2 separate regions of the Homo sapiens genome follow, and region 2 is linked to region 1. A link is a loop called in an ENCODE intact Hi-C map of the cell type or tissue named here. Cell type or tissue: OCI-LY7. All regions are shown on one strand.

Region 1 (8,000 bases):
TTAGGATTAAGCTTTTTTCCTTCCCTTTTTAAAAGATTTTTAAACATTTCCAACTTTGAAGTTCAGCGGTGCCTGTGCAGGATGTGCAGGTTTGTTACGTAGGTAAACCTATGCCATGTGCCACAGTGGTTTGCAGCACACATCATCCCATCACCTAGGGATCCATTGGCCATACTTCCTGATGCTCTCCCTCCTCCCACTCCCCACCCTCCGACAGGCCCCACTGTGTTGTTCCCTTCCATGTGTCCATGTGTTCACATCATTTAGTTCCCACTTATAAGCCAGAACAGGTGGTATTTGCTTTTCTGTTCCTGCGTTTGTTTGCTGAGGATAATGGCCTCCAGCGCCCTCCACATCCCTGCATAGGACATGATCTCATTCCTTTTTATGACTGCCTAGTATTCCATGGTGTATATGTAGCACATATTCTTTATCCAGTTAGACTTAATTTTCTATTGATTACAGAAGAGAGTTTTCTTCCTTGTTTGCCCCAGGCCAGGAGACTTGATGCTGGGCCTATGTTCTCTAGGTAAGATATATGTGTAAGTGATTTGTCCAAGTTTGAATTAAAAGCAAAAATGTTTGAAAAAGCAATCCACATTAAAAAAGACTAAACGTGTAGAGTCTGGACTTCTAGGGATGATCCAGTCTACTCCAAGTCAGAGACCTGTGCTTACAGGCAGGGATGAGTCCCCCGCCTGTGCCTTCCCTGGGGCCACTTGATCCTGGGCTTAAACCCAAACCATCCCTTAAACCCCAAACACTATTTAATACTGAGTCCTTTTAGCCATTGAGCTGTGCTGCTTTCCACACCCCATTAGGTAGGTTACAGGAAATTTTAATCCGTTAAATCTGTCACTGCTCATGTAAGTCAATACTCTCTTCACACTTGATTTATGGAGCAGAGACATGAGAATTCTTATTGTACAGAAGCAATAACAAAGCTTTATTATAAGTTACACAGAAGACACACAAGGGTTCTGGGGGAAAAAACGGGAGAGGAGAGTCAACTGTAGGCAGCAGGGAGTATCCCACCTGCTTCAGGACTGGAGTGAAATAAACCAAGGGCCCTCTGTCTATTGCTATGAGGACTCTGACCACTGGGATAAGACAATTGAAGAGCCTCACACCACCTACTTTCAGACTAAATCTTCAGGGAAGGGGTGGGACTGGAATGCTACCTCTGTCTATTGCTATGAGGACTCTGACCACTGGGATAGGACAATTTAAGAGCCTCAAACTACCTACTTTCAGACTAAAGCTTCGAGGGAAGGGGTGGGACTGGAATGCTATATCTCTAGCCCTCCAGGATGGCAGAGGTAGGGGCTAGCCTTGCATTTCCCAACTAAACAGGCTCACACAAAGTCCAGCCTGGGGGGATGGGTGGGCACTGGCTCCAGGAAGTTCTCCTCTCAGACCAGCATTTCCCTCTTGGACCCCAAGGGAGTGGAACCCAACCTGGAGGAGGAAGGCCCTGCAGAACCCTGGACAGGGGATGAGGGAGACCTAAAGGTGAGGTTCTGCCTTTCTGTGCCCACATGGGAAGTACGGTTCCTAGGGTCAGAGGCTGGCGCAGGCATGCACCTAGGGGCAGCCTTGCTTGCAAGTGGTATTAGGCCCCCAACTTGAAATGTGGGGTTTCTGCTTGGGTAGCCCTCTAGGGATGTGGCTTAAAAAGCATGGGCAACAGTGCCTGCGAACAATTATTCCTGGCGCTGGGTCCCATGGTTTGGGTGCTCTGGCTACAGGGACTACTGCTGTTCAGGCCCAAGCTTCCCCCACGAAGTGTGTGGTGCTTGGGACCCCTCTCTTTTTTGCTGCAGTGCTCTGTATCTGCCTGATGATGAGGAGGGAGCAGGGTCAGCAAGGCTGAGACCAGGAAGTATGAAGAGGTGACTGGATGGAGCTCTAAGGGGGAGAACAGGGGCCCTGGTGAGCTGTGCTTCCTCCCAGACACAGGAGGCATAGAGGTAGCCACTGCAGCAGATTCCAGGAGGGCTACTGGGCCTGGGCAGTCTTGCGTCCTGCGTCCCTCCTCCTGTGCATTAGTCCCAGAGGGTGGAGGGGGTCTGGAGAGGCAGTGGGCAGAGGAGCCATTGCTGCCGCAGGTGGTGGCAAAATATGGGAAGGCTGCAAGGCTCCCCAGTCCCGGATGGCCTTGGCCTCACCCCACAATGCACTTTTGATGCATAGCAGCACTGTTTCCTTCTCCAGGTCCAGGTCTTCAGCCGTGAGTCGGAACCCCAGCTGGGAGGGAGGTACAGCGTCAGAGGCTCCCCTCGCCTGCATGGCAGCAGAGGAAACTTGCATCGAAGGGGCCAGTACTGTGGATGCGAGGGAGCCATTCTTGGAGGTGAGTTTCTGCCCTTGTGTTGCATCTGCTGCCTTTTCACTCCAGATCTTCCTCTGGGAAACCTCTGTAGCCAAAGAGGGAGACCAGGGTCCCTCCTCACTCACTGTCTTTGAGCTCCGGAGGGGCAGCCGGGAGAGGAATGAGGCTGGCCCCCTCCTCCTCTTCAGTGGCGGGAAACCTCCTGTGGTGCTGTGTGAGCTGGAGACAGCATTTTGGGGGCAGGAGCTCACCTAGAAAGGCTGGGATTTCTTGTTCAATCTGACTTCTGATTTCTGGGCATGGAGGTCTCTCTGCAGAGGCCCAGACTTGGGCACGACAGAAGAGAGGCCTCCATTGACCCTCAAGGACCTAAATGTGATCTGTGCACCCCCAGTATCATCAGGCCCCTTTCTCTAATTATCGAGAACCTCTGTGACTCCAAGGTCCTTGTCCTGCTCAGGTATCCATTTCCTCAGGGTCCATTTGAGGGCCCTCAGAGGGCCTTCAAAACCAAAAACAAAACACAGGGTCTGCAGTATCTTAGGATGTTGTCTCCAAGAGGCTCTAAGAAAAGCCAGTGTAAAGTCACTGAATTCTTGGAGTTGGTCCAGGACCAAGGGTAAGTGCAGAAGCCGGGGCAGCCAAGGAACGGGCCAAGGGCAGGCAGCCAGCTGCCCTGCCAGCCCCCTGCAGGGGGCGCTGTGGAGCAAAGCTTTCACGGGTAACGGGCAAAGGGGAGCAGTAGTGTCAAGTCAGGTCTTGGCAGCACAGCGAGGTTGGCGAGTTCTCCTTGGCTGCCAACTCAGCCAAAGGCTCATCCTGCACTGTTGGGCCTGTTGCTGGGATGCACCTTTGGAATGTGTGAGCCAAGAATGGGCGCGCATGCTCATGGAACCCGCAAGGAAGGCGCACCGGGGAGGAAAGGGAGGGGGCAGAGATCACCCTAGGAATGTGCACAGGGGGCAGCTGCCGGTGGAGGGTGTTTGGTATGAGGGAGACAGGCTCATGGGGAAATGCAGCTGGCCCTCCCGCACTGGGGCCCCAGCGCTGACAGGGGACGGCGTAGGACGGGGATCCCTTGGGCTAGGAGGGCGAGAACTGCTGCGCCATCAGGTGGCAGCTTTGGGGTCAGCACCCTCGAGATGTCCTGCCCTTTCTCCAGCGGAATTGGGAAGAGCCCCTCAAGGGCTAAACAGATTCTGACGGGGTCTCTTGTGGTGGGGAGGACAGGTGGAGAGAGACATGCTTCCCTTATAACCCAGCAATCCTGTTCCATGTATTTGCCCAAGAGAAATGAAAACTTCTGGGTGGATGTTTATTCACCCATAACCTGTATGTAGATGGTTTTGGTTGCATTAGTCTTATCTCCTTGACATAGGACTTTTCATTTTATCCATTTTGTCTTGAATGTGTATGGAATTATTTTTAGGTGGTTGTTCTGGGGATTAGAATATTTATGCCACACTTTTCAGTCTAATAAGAGGTGTATCTTACCAACTCGAGTAATATGTGAAAGCCTAACAGTCATATACATTCATGTGGCTCTTTATGTTATGGTTGTCATATGTATTCCATCTACAAGCCTTGAAGCCCCACATCCCTTTCAAATGATGATATGTTTTCATGGTTTGGAAGCAGCTCATCCTGGAAGCGCAGAACCTGCCAGGCGTCTTGCACTTCCTCCTCCCAGTCCCCCTAGGGTTAAAGGCTGCACTCTAAGAAGGCACTAGCCTGTCCCCAGGAGTCTATCCAGATCCCTGGAGGGCTCCATTTCTGCAGGACGAGGCTACCCCTTGGAATAAATCCTCTCTGCTTCTGCCCAGCCCTGTAAGGGGCACCTTCCATTCTTTCTCCAGCAGGCTTTCCTCTGCTGACAGGGAAGGAGACAGTGTGGGGCAGAGAGGGATTTATCCTCTTCTCCTTGGGCTGAGGAGAGGGCTGGGAAGTCCTCCAGGCAGCATCTAACTTCCTCACTCTTTGGGCTGCTGTAAGTGGCCTTCCAGGTCCTTCCTGCTATTTTCATGTTCAAAAATTGAAATTTGAGTTTTCTGAGCTGGAATTTCCTCTGTTTAAGGCTGCTAGGAAAAATGGCTGCCAGGGGTCCTGTAAAGCAAAGCTTGCTTGGAGAATGGGCGAAGATGTATGTGTAAGTGATTTGCTCAAGATTATGCAACCTCCCTGGGCATAGCCCCCACTTCCTTGGGAATTTCCTAGCATGTCCTGGAACGGGCCTCCATCATTCCCCATTTCCTGCTGCATGAGGAGACATTGCCCCCTACATGAACTAGATAGTGTAATATCTGCCCCTGGTGTGTCCGGAATTGGTTCCTTCTGGTGGGTTCTTGGTCTGCTGACTTCTAGAATGAAGCCACGGACCCTCGTGGTGAGTGTTACAGTTCTTAAAGATGGTGTGTCCGGAGTTTGTTCCTTCAGATGTTCAGATGTATCCGGAGTTTCTTCCTTCCAGTGGGTTCGTGGCAGCATCCAATCACTATGGAGCCACTGCTTACTGACACCTAGCCCCAAATGACCAACCTAAAACTGACACCCCACAGTTCCCCCATGGTGCATGCTTTTTGTCCCTGCAAGGAGTAATAAACCCAACTTGCTCCACTGCACATGTGTTCCTGGAGGGTATTGACTGGCCTCTTGAGGGGCTGCCTGGGCTCTGCCTCTGTCATCATGTAAAGATGATGGTGATCGACAACACAGGGTTTTCTGTGTGCTGGGCGCTGTTTTGAGTTCCTCGCATATACTCATCTGCATTTTATCCTCACAACAGCTCTGAGGAGGGGGCACTATTCTTATCTCTGTTTTGCAGATGGAGGAGCTGAGACACTCAAAGGATTAACCCCCTGGCCCAGGTCACCGACTTGTAAGTTGCTGAAGTGGGATTTGAACCCATGTGGTCTGGCTCCATAGTCCACGCACTGAGCTAGGGCCTAACCAGGCTTCGAGCCTAGACAAAACACAGGTCCTGACCTGCCTTCATCCTGTGCAGGTCGTGGAGTTCATTGGAATGTGATGGGAAGGAGGAGAAGAAGGAGAAGGTGATGGAGAGTCTCCTGGAGGCAGCTGAATTTTTGGCATGGCCGAGAAGACCTGGGGTGGACCCTTGACCCGCATTGGGCCCACTCTTGCTTCTCTCCCGGGAACTAAGACTTAGGATTTATGAATGCTGGTCTGTCTGTGCAGGAATGGTGTGTGAGGGTATGTAAGCTAGGGAACTGAGTGGTGACATCTGCCCTGGACACTGGGAGGACATTTGGGAAAGATGGAGCAGCAAGTAGAGAGAGAAGCAGAGATGGGGGAGCAATTCAAGGGGAGAGTGAGAAGGGAGAGAACCAAGAGGGAGAGGGAGAGGAAGATAGAGAGGGAGGCAGAAGGACAGGGTCAGGGACAGGGCTAAGAAGGAATGGAGAGAGAGAGAGGATGGAGGAAAAGAGGGAGAAAAACAGACATATATATACACACACACACACATACACACACATATATACATATATGTATACATATATGTGTATATATACATATGTGTGTATATATATGTGTGTATACATATGTGTATATATACGTATATATACACATATATGTGTGTATATATATACACACACACAGAGCAGACACACACACACACACAATCCATTTCTCCGGTGCCTGCATGTTAGTCCCAGTGGTTCTCTGCTCCTGCCTGGGAGAATCTACTGTCCCTTGCACCAGGGGTGGCACAGACATGGGATGGTTGGGACCTCTGGCTGGACCCTTCAGCAACCAGACCCTGGCCCACACCTGATGCTGTGGTGGATGAAGGGAATCCCAGCAACTGTTGCTCTCAGGCCCCAAAAGAAGTTGTCCAGTGGAGTCAGGAGGTTTACAGTATGTCTGGGAATACATTTTCCTCCAATCCTGTCTTGCTCTTGCCAACAATTTCCCAGGCAAATAGTGAATTGTTTTATTTGTTTGCTTTATGTTTTGAAGAGAGGGAGGCAGCATGGTGATTTGTGAAGGGCTGAACTCAGACAGACCTAGGTTTAAGTTCTGGTCATCTCACTTGCTGTGTGACCTTGGACAAGTCACTTCACTTCTCTGAGCCTCTCTCCAACAACGGGGCTAATAATCCCTGCCTTATAAAGTTGTGGTGATGATTAAAAAGTGGCTGGGAATGGTAGCTCTTGGAAATAGTAGACAGTCAATAAATGTCAGTTTTCTGCTCTTCAGTCCTTTAAAGTTACTGTACAGCAGGTCCTGGAATAATACTAAAATGTTTCATTATAATGTTGGTGAGAAAAAGAAAAATCAATTCCCAGCCAAGGCCATCATCTGGGTGCAGTCTGTACATTCTCCCCATGTGTTCATGGGTTTTCTCTGGCTCTCTGGTTTCCTCTCATATTCCCAGGATGTGCACATCAAGTGAATTGGCATGTCTAAATGGGCCCAGTCTGGGCCAGGTGTGGTGGCTTACACCTGTAATCCCAGCCCTTTGGGAAACCAAGGAGGGAGGATCACTTGAGCCCAAGGGTTCAAGACCAGCCTGGGCAACATGGTGAAACCCTATCTCTCCAAAGAATACAAAAATTATCGGGGGGTAGTGGTGCACCCCTGTAGTCCCAGCTACTTGGGAGGCTGAGGTGGGTGGATCACCTGAGCCTGGGAGGTCAAGACTGCAGTGAGCTGTGATCACGCCACTGCTCACCAGCCTGGGTGACAGAGAGGGACTCTGTTTCAAAAAAAATAAATAAAATGGCCCCATCTGAGTGAGTGTGGGTGTGGGTGTGAGTGTGCTCTGTGAGGGGATGGCATCCTGTCCAGTGTGGTTTATTGCCTTGTGCCCTGAGCTGCCAGGATAGGCTGTGGCCACCTGCAACCCTGAATTGGAATTACTGGGTTAATGATTATCTTACTTGTTTTTATTAATCTTTCTTAAGTGTATGTATAGCTCACATTTATTTCAATGTTTAATACTAGAAATGTTTTGGTCTTCATTTAGAAGTTTAGTGATGTTTGGCCGGGCGCGGTGGCTCACGCCTGTAATCCCAGCACTTTGGGAGGCTGAGGGGGGCGGATCACGAGGTCGGGAGATCGAGACCATCGTGGCTAACACAGTGAAACACCGTCTCTACTAAAAATAGAAAAAATTAGCTGGGCGTGGTGGCAGGTGCTTGTAGTCCCAGCTACTCGGGAGGCTGAGGCAGGAAAACGGCGTGAACCCGGGAGACGGAGCTTGCAGTGAGCCAAGATTGCGCCACTGCACTCCAGCCTGGGCAACAGAGCGAGACTCCATCTCAAAAAAAAAAAAAAAAAAAGTTTGGTGATGTTTTTGTGGCCAGAAATATGCCTGTAGAAACTTAACTCTAGTTAATATCCATTAGCCTATGGTAACATCGGTGTTGTAGTACATTGTTTCACTTAAAGTTGCAGTTTCCAAGAATCTGTTAATGACATTAGGTGAGGACTTACCCTATTAGTAAAATTTACACTTGACAAGATTTTAAAAAATATTTTTCACTGACAAATAGAATTGTATTTACTTGTCTGTTATTTCAATAAATTCACAGGAATGAAACTAACATCTGGCACCTATATTTTAACTTTTTAATGTTCTTACTACTGACTGTAAATGATAAATATAACAAGGAAATTTTTATCAACATATAAATGCTTTTCTCAA
Region 2 (8,000 bases), 280 kb after region 1:
TACAGAGGGTGGTTGAGGCTAAGTCCCACTGGAGAAATACACACTGCAGAGTTATTCCAGCTGAGGAGCAAGGGAGCTGGGGCATTTATACACCAACTCCCATCAGTCATATTTGCAGCTGCTTCCAAATGTTAATATTCTAGCATGTCTTGCCTGCCAACCACACAAGCACAAAAAGCATTCAAGGTGCTGGAGAAACCCCTCAGACAACCAGATGAACATTCAGAATTTAACTCTGTGGGTGGGGCACATATGGCATCTGTTACAGATCTACCAAACTGACCAAAAAGGAAAGGACTGACAACATTAAGTGTTGGTGTGGATTTGGAGCAGCAGGAATGCTCAAACTGTACTGGGGAAGTTGTGACTACAGCAACCTTGGAAAAAAACTGGCATCTTTTAGGATAATCATAAGATGCTCATACAAAAACAAAAACAAACAGACAAAAACTAGCGCTTTCACTCCTAGGTATACATGCACTCTACATTAATTATTATATACATGCATCAGGAGGGAGGTATAGGAATGTCTGCAGCAACTGGCAAGAGGAATCCATTCTATCCAAGCCACATGAGCTGAGAATTAATGAGGGAGAAATTCCGTGAAGGAAAATAGAGTCCTTGTATCAGAATGAAGGGGCACTGAACAGGCAAAACCACATGTATTCTCCAGAAATTATTATAAGATGTAGCATTTGCACCTAATACATATAGATATGATATATTTGTATATATTGACTTATTTAGTTCTCACGCTAACCCTAAGAGATAAATTATATTACATCATCACTCTATAGATGGGGAAACTGATGTTCAAAGAAGTTAATGACCACCTCAAAGAATGATAGTGGGGATTAAAAGGCACAATGGGAATAAGATGACTGGCATATAGTATGCGCTCAACAAACACCAGTGACTTCTGATATTTTTATTATTAGAACAAGACTGAAATTTTACCTGGGCTCCCCAGTTTCTTGGAAACTTCCCAGATGGGTCTCCTACCCAGAACTCTTAAGAAATCAAACCTTCATGAACCTGATTTCTCAATAGCTATTTCTCGGTGAAGCTTGGGTGGTCTGGGGGTCAGTTGGTCGCTGGGCCTGCCCAGTCCCTCCGAACTGCCTCTGCCCCCCAAGTCAGGTGCTGGGGATTACAGAGAGGGAGTCAGCCCCCTACCCAGCCTCACAGGCTTCCATTCTGGCCTACCCTAGCCAATAGAACCTGGAAGGGGGAGGCATAATTTTACTCCCAGGGGAGGTAAGGAACCACAGGGCAGGCTATGCCTCTGTTTTTCTTTCCCCTGCAGGCAGCTCTTCCCCACCCATCTTCAAGTTGGCAGCTCAACACCAGAGCCTCATTCTGGTGCTAAAAATAGTCTGTGTTTAGACACTTTGAGGCTCCTGCTGGAAACATGAACTGCAGTAACCAAATGCTGCCACTCCCACAAAGGGGGCCTCTCAGCCTCCTCCCTGTGGAAACTCATGCCAGCCCTGGGGGGGAGGCAGAGTAGAGGTCGTCCACCACATTTAACAGATGGGGAAACTGAGGCTTAGAGAGGTGTCACATAAAATAAAGGGGGATGAAGTCGTGATAGCCAGCCCTGTGGATTGTCTCATCGAATCCTCCCCACACCTCTGGGAGGGGCATTCTATGGTTGACTTAACTTTATAGAGAGAAGATGGCAGCTCAGAGAGATGAAGTCCCCTGTCTGGACCTCACACCTGTAAGTGAATGACAGGAGGGGATATTAATACAATTATAATCCTCAACATGCTATGAACAAATAGAGACAGAGAGAAGTGGGTTGCTGAAGGCCAACAGCCCCTGTCTCACCCAGGGTTGTAGACACATTATCTGTGGATTGTGAAGAAACATCACACCTGCCTTGCAGCTATCCCAGAGGGAGGAATATGGGAGAACGTATTTGTAAAACCTTCAAACACAGTATCCAGCATATAGTAGGTATTCAACAAATGCAGTTAGTTTCATTTCCCCATTACCTTTGAGGCAGAATTTCTCTCTGGAGAGAGATAGCAGAAAGGGACAATGACAGACTAGAGAGAGACTTGGAGAGACAGAGATGGAGAGAGAGGCAGGAGAGAGAGAATGACAGATGGATGTGGGAGGCAGGGGAGTCTGGGATACCTTTGAGGATATGGGGCTTTGGCTCAGCCGAATCCTGGAACCCTTGAACCCCAGAACCACCCAGTGCTGAGTAACACAAATGCTACCTCCACAGAGCCCTGGATTTACAGTTCTCCAAGGCTGTCACCTGAGTGTTTTGGCCAGTGTGTGAAGCCATGGTTGTAGGTGTAAGCCCTGGGGGGATGAACCTGACTCTTTTTACTCATTTTTCTCTACCAGTGTTTCTTGGGACCCTCCTATGTATCAAATAGCCTTATCCCCTCCATGGGGCTCAGCTTCCAGGGGGCTCTTCCTCTGGGCGAGCCCCTGCCTCCTCCTAGCACCGGCAGGATGCTGTGGGATGGCTCAGGTCAGCACCTTCCCTCCCCAGGAGAAAAGGGAGCTCTGAAAGTGGGGGGTGGACACAGCCCCTCTCCACACGGTCCACATCCCTCCGGCAGATCTCCTTCATTTTCCACATCACCCATGCCTCAGTCTCATTCTGTTCCCTGCCAGCCCCTAATGAGCTCATTATCCTCTTAAAGCCCCTTTCGCACCCACTTAGAGAAGAGATGTGTTGGAATATGAAAGAACGAAGAGGGAACAATGAAAAAGGACTAGACCCAGAAATATCCTGAGAGAGGCAGAAAGCCACAGGGAACACTACAGCTGAAAACTTTGCTGTCTCCACGACAGCAAATGTGCTGAGGTGGCAAATGGCTTTCAAGTGTCTCACATGTGCCCTTGAGGGGCGGAGGTGGGGCTTATCTTGAGCATCTCCTATGCATCAGGTATTCCTCCTACAATGTTTAATTCAGTCCTTCCAGCAACATACTTTTTAGGGGAGAAGTCAAGATCCTTTAGGCCACTTTACAGGTGAGGAACCTGAGTCTTGCTGAGAAGGGATGTCTTGCCCCAGTCACTCACCTGGGGTAATGGAAGAGGCAGGATTTGAACCCAGGTCTGTTTGCCTGTGGAGTCCACCTCTGTTCTTGCCTGAGTGCCTCTGGAAGGGCTGGTGTCCCCTTGCCCATCCCACGAGGACTGCTGGCTTTTTCTCATCCCATCCCAGCTGCAGAAACATCTGGCACGTGTTGGCACGACCATGAAACCTCAGTGGATTCTCATGTGTGTTTTTAGAACACAGTCCCAACTCCTGAGCTTGGCATCCAAGGCTTCCCATGGTCTGGCTCCTGCCCACTGCTTGGCTGTGTTCCCAGCCCACAGTCCCCCAAGCTCCTTTGTTTCTTACCCCTCAGTGATGCACCCTCATGTGGGCTGTTCCTCTTCCCTGGGCTAACCTTCTGTTGCTCCTTCACCCAGAGAATTTTGACTCCTTTTGCAAGACCTACTGGCTCAAAGACTCCTCCCTGGGGAAGCCCTCTATGGTTCCCCCAGGCAGTTGCAGACCCTCACTTCCCTGGGCTCCCACATTCCATGGCTTCTCAACCCAGGGTCCAAACCCCACCCTGATATTTTAAGCCAAATTCTGGGAGCTTATGTGCAAGGGCTTTTTTTTTTTCTGGGCATATATCTATAGTTGTCATGAGATCCTCAAAGAGTTACAAGACCAGAATAGACATACGGTTAGGAATATAGGCTTTGAAATCAGGTGGCACTGGGTTTACCATCCTGCTGCCACTTACTAGCTCTGTGACCCTGAACAAGTTACCTAATCTCTCTGATACTCATTCCCCTCTTGTGTAAAAATAGATATAGGTCTCCCTCATAGAAATGTTTAAATGAGAGTATGTATATGTGTAGAAGAATGTCTGGCATGTATTAACTGTCCAATAAACATTAACTATAATATTGATTGCTGTATCCTGTACACACATCTACTATGGGATTTATCATAGTCTGTCTAGCATAGTGATTGTTTACATTGCTTTCTCCCTCAGTTGACTCTGAATTCTCTGAAAGCAGGGACTGTGAATTATTTATTCCTGCATCTCAAACACACACATAGTAGGCAATCAGCATATGTTTTTAAATAAATGGAAGAATGAGTGGATGACTGGATGGGTGGAGAGTTGGATGGATGGATGGATGGGCTGCTATAGTTCAGATGGATAGATGAATGGATGTATAGTTGGACAGATTAATGAATAGATTAATGGTAGGTGGATGGATGGTTCAATGAATAGATGGGTAGGTGAACTGCCGGAAGGCAAATGGATGGATGGATGGATGGATAGATGGATGGATGGACGGATGGGTTAACGAATGGATGGGTGGGTGGATGCTGGATGACAGACAGATGAATGGTTGGATGGATGGATGGGTGGATGGATAGAGGGTTGGCTTAATGACTGGATGGGTAGGTGGACTGCTGGATGACAGACGGATGGATAGATGGACAGATAGTTTGACTTTACAAAGGCATGGATTTTTGTCTGTTTTGTTCACTTATTTATTCCAAGTGCCTACGAGGGTGACATAGTATGTGCTCAGTACTTAGTTCTTGAATAAATGGGATGGCAGACTCTACCTTAAACCACAGTTAAATGCCCACACTACTGTCTGGATTAGGAGAGTATGTTACAATTTGTATCTTCCATTGGCTGACTATGGAATCTCAGGCGTTGGCTAAGATGGTCATGGGGCCCCCTGCTGGTGGTAATATGAAAAAGCATTGGCTAAATGGGGTTTTCTGTTTTCTAATTTACATTCTATTTTTCCTCTTGACTGATGATCCTGAACATTTACTCATAAAGCTGTGGTACTCAACTCTCTGTGCTCATTACCATTATCTGAGAGCACCTGGTTACAGATGTGGGTTTCCCCCTCAACCAGACATTCTGGTTGGAAAGGTTAGGAATCTATATTCACCAGGCTCTCAGGTGATTCTGAATCAGTTGTTTCTCAGACCCACACCCGGGAGACCCTGACAAAGGGTGAGCCATGCTGGTGACCGGGAGGCTGTAAGGATGGGCTACCGTCTGGGGGGCTGTCTCTGAATTCTCAAGTGATGTCCAGACTATGTGGGAAAGAGGCAGAGTCAAAGAGACACTGGTTAAGAGCTGTGATTTGCGATTTGGACTGTCCTGGGTCCAGATCCCAGCTCCATCACTCACCAGCTGTGTGACCTCCATTTCCTCATCTGTAAAGAAGAGAAATAGTTACCTCTCATAGGAATGTTGGGAGCAATAAAGGAGACAAGTGTAGATGGCTGGGCACAAAGCTGAGCACATGGTAGACACTCAATAAACACTGAATGGACAAATATGCTGCTAAATAACCCTACTTTCCTTCTTTTTCCTTTTCCTTCTTGGATAGAGGAGAGGGGCTATGGATTTTATTTCTCCCACTAGAATGTGAGCTCTATGAAAGAGGGGATTTTGCCTCTGCCGCTCACAGCTTAATTTCCAGCACCTAGGACAGTGCCTCACACAAAGTAGGTCTCACTGAGTGTTTGTTGGGAAAAAAAATGAATGAATCTGGTCTGGTTCAGAATTGCCCAGGTTCAGCAGGTAGTTCAGCAAGGACCTTGAAAGTACTTTTCAGACTTAAGGTAATCCTTGGATCAGTATATATTTGACAAATATATAGGAAGTATGGAGCAAAGCAAACCACTGGCCCATAAGAACCTGTGCTTGTCCAAGACAAAGTTTGTCCCCAACTAGGGCCCACTAGGATCCAGGTCCCTAAATTCCCAGTTTGGTGTCAAGAAAAAGGCAGTGTTCTAGAAGACTCAGGGATGCTCTTTATCTAGCACTGCTCTTAAACTGTTTCATGCCATTGGTGGTTTCCTCCTCTCTCCGGGCCTCTGCATTTCCCTGTAGGATGCTCAAGAACCCTGTGGGTTCTGTGCTTTGGTGAAGGGGCTTCTCATGCCTGTGTCTCTGCTGTTTTGCAGGTGGCATCCCTGAGTCCTGATGCCTGACTGGATGGAGGCCCACCAGCTTCTGTTCCCATGAGGTAGAAAGGCCAAGCTTGGTCTTCAGCTGGGGAAGAGGCCAGAAACAAGGCCCCCAGTGAAATAACCCAGATCCATTGGCCTGAGGAGCAGAGAAAGGGCAAGAAGTGAACTGCAGCTGCTGGTAACCCTCAGAAACCTTCTCCAAGTGCTATTCTCACAGTTCTTTAGGAACACTCTGAAGTGAAGAACAATATGTAGGAAAATGGGACCAACTTATGTGTGTTCTGAGCCTCAAAACCCCCTTGTTGGCCCAAAGAAGCTCACCTTCAGTTTGGGAGGGCTGGTAAGCTCCATCCTTTCTCATGGCCTCAGCCAAGCATTGAACTTGCCCTCCCCTTCTGGCCTTGGTGATCACTTTTTCAGGAAGAGTGAGACTGAGGACCCCCAAGTGTTCCATCCCTAAGGAAAGCTTGGGAAACCAAGCCCCTTCCATCCTCTCCCAAGCACCCCAGCCAAGCCCCAGAGAGCCAGTCCGGAATGATCCCACTATGGCCAAGCTCTGGTTCAAATTCCAGCGGTACTTCCGCCGGAAACCTGTGCGCTTCTTTACCTTCCTGGCACTCTACCTGACTGCTGGGAGCCTTGTCTTCCTTCACTCTGGCTTTGTGGGCCAGCCCGCTGTCTCGGGGAACCAGGCGAACCCCGCTGCTGCAGGAGGCCCAGCTGAGGGTGCTGAGCTGTCCTTCTTGGGTGACATGCATCTGGGCAGAGGTTTCCGGGACACAGGTGAAGCCTCAAGCATTGCTCGCAGGTACGGACCCTGGTTCAAGGGCAAGGATGGGAATGAGAGAGCCAAGCTTGGCGACTACGGTGGAGCCTGGAGCCGAGCCCTCAAGGGGAGGGTTGTCCGGGAGAAGGAGGAAGAGCGAGGTAAGAGCGAGGAACATCTGGACACTGAGGGGCTGGGGAGAAGGGAGGAGATACTAACAATGTAATAACAGCTGTCAGTTTTCAGTGTTTAATAGGAACCAGCTGTCATATCATTGTAGCTATAAATAGTGCCTGCCATTATCATCCCCATTGCACAGAGGAGAAAATTGAAGCTCAGAGAGATGAAGCGGCTTGCCCAAGGTCACACAGCTTGTCAAGAGGCAAGTTTGGATTTGAACTCCACATCTATCAGAGGTCAAAGTCTGACTCTCCCCTGTAGCCTTTTACAGTCCTTGTTAAATATACATGAAAATAAAACAGTCAGCATTTATTGGGTACTTACTAGGCACCAAGTACTGTTTCCAAGCACTTTACATATATAGAAACATCACCACAACTGTAGGTGATAGATTTTATTTATTCCCATTTTAAAGATGAGGAAAGTGGGGTACCAAGAGCACAAGATTACACAGCTAAGTGGCAGAGCTTCTGCTCCACCAGACTGTCTCTCAGTCCATCTTGCTGGGTCCCTTGGTGATGGATCTCAGGAGAGATCATTGCCCTGGATAGATTTCATTGCATTTTCTCAGCCATTTATAATCTAAAAAGGCTTTTGTTCATGACTGCATTACCTTATTTGATTTTCACTACACTTCATGGGCTTAAACAAGGCCCCTATTATCCTGTGCCCAGCTAACAGATGTGGAAACTGAGGCTTGAAGAAGGGAAGACACTTGCCCAAAGCTGCGCAGCTGGTCAGCAGCAGGAACGGAGTTTAAATCTGATTCATCTGGCCTGAATGCTCAGTTCTCTAAGGCTGTCTCCTAGAGTCCACTGGCATCTACCCATCCAACCAGCATGCTAGGGAGGAACCCACAACCCCTACAATTCATAAGATTAACACAAATGGACATTTCAGAAATCTGGGCCAGATGGTTTGGGAGAATAAACCACCAATCAAGGCAGATGGAAAATCTCACTAGCCTTTGTGTTCTACTGTGATTCAACTCATAAAAAACCCTTCTGCTACCATGGAAGGAAGCAGGATTAATGGAGGGAATTCATCTTGGAACACATTCTCCTG

What was found. A loop is a pair of places that touch in the nucleus more often than their neighbours do. Peaks named below come from ENCODE experiments on the same cell type or tissue, not always from the same donor. Only the 100,000 strongest peaks of a DNase experiment are listed, where the experiment ranks them.
Region 2: a loop joins it to region 1, with 3 times the contacts of the local background. A loop is called at or near these places in 22 of 110 quality-filtered maps.

Annotation. Positions count from the first base shown.
Region 1 is chr12:107,909,481-107,917,480 of GRCh38, forward strand. It overlaps LOC105369964 (a long non-coding RNA gene), which reads left to right and starts at 3,271. Exons shown (of 4, transcript XR_945320.2): 1 at 3,271-4,478; 2 at 5,154-5,207; 3 at 5,334-5,542; 4 at 6,311-6,808. In OCI-LY7, CTCF peaks have their summits at 3,027 (motif pointing right) and 3,236; no DNase peak of the experiment used is centred here.
Region 2 is chr12:108,189,299-108,197,298 of GRCh38, forward strand. WSCD2 (WSC domain containing 2) reads left to right here. Exons shown (of 9, transcript NM_014653.4): 2 at 5,984-6,916. The coding sequence starts at 6,535. It overlaps LOC124903077 (a long non-coding RNA gene), which reads right to left. Exons shown (of 3, transcript XR_007063583.1): 3 at 1,664-1,721. Among named protein-coding and RNA genes, the nearest start is that of WSCD2, 64 kb to the left of the region's middle. In OCI-LY7, CTCF peaks have their summits at 4,742 (motif pointing left) and 4,941; a DNase peak (open chromatin) is centred at 4,733.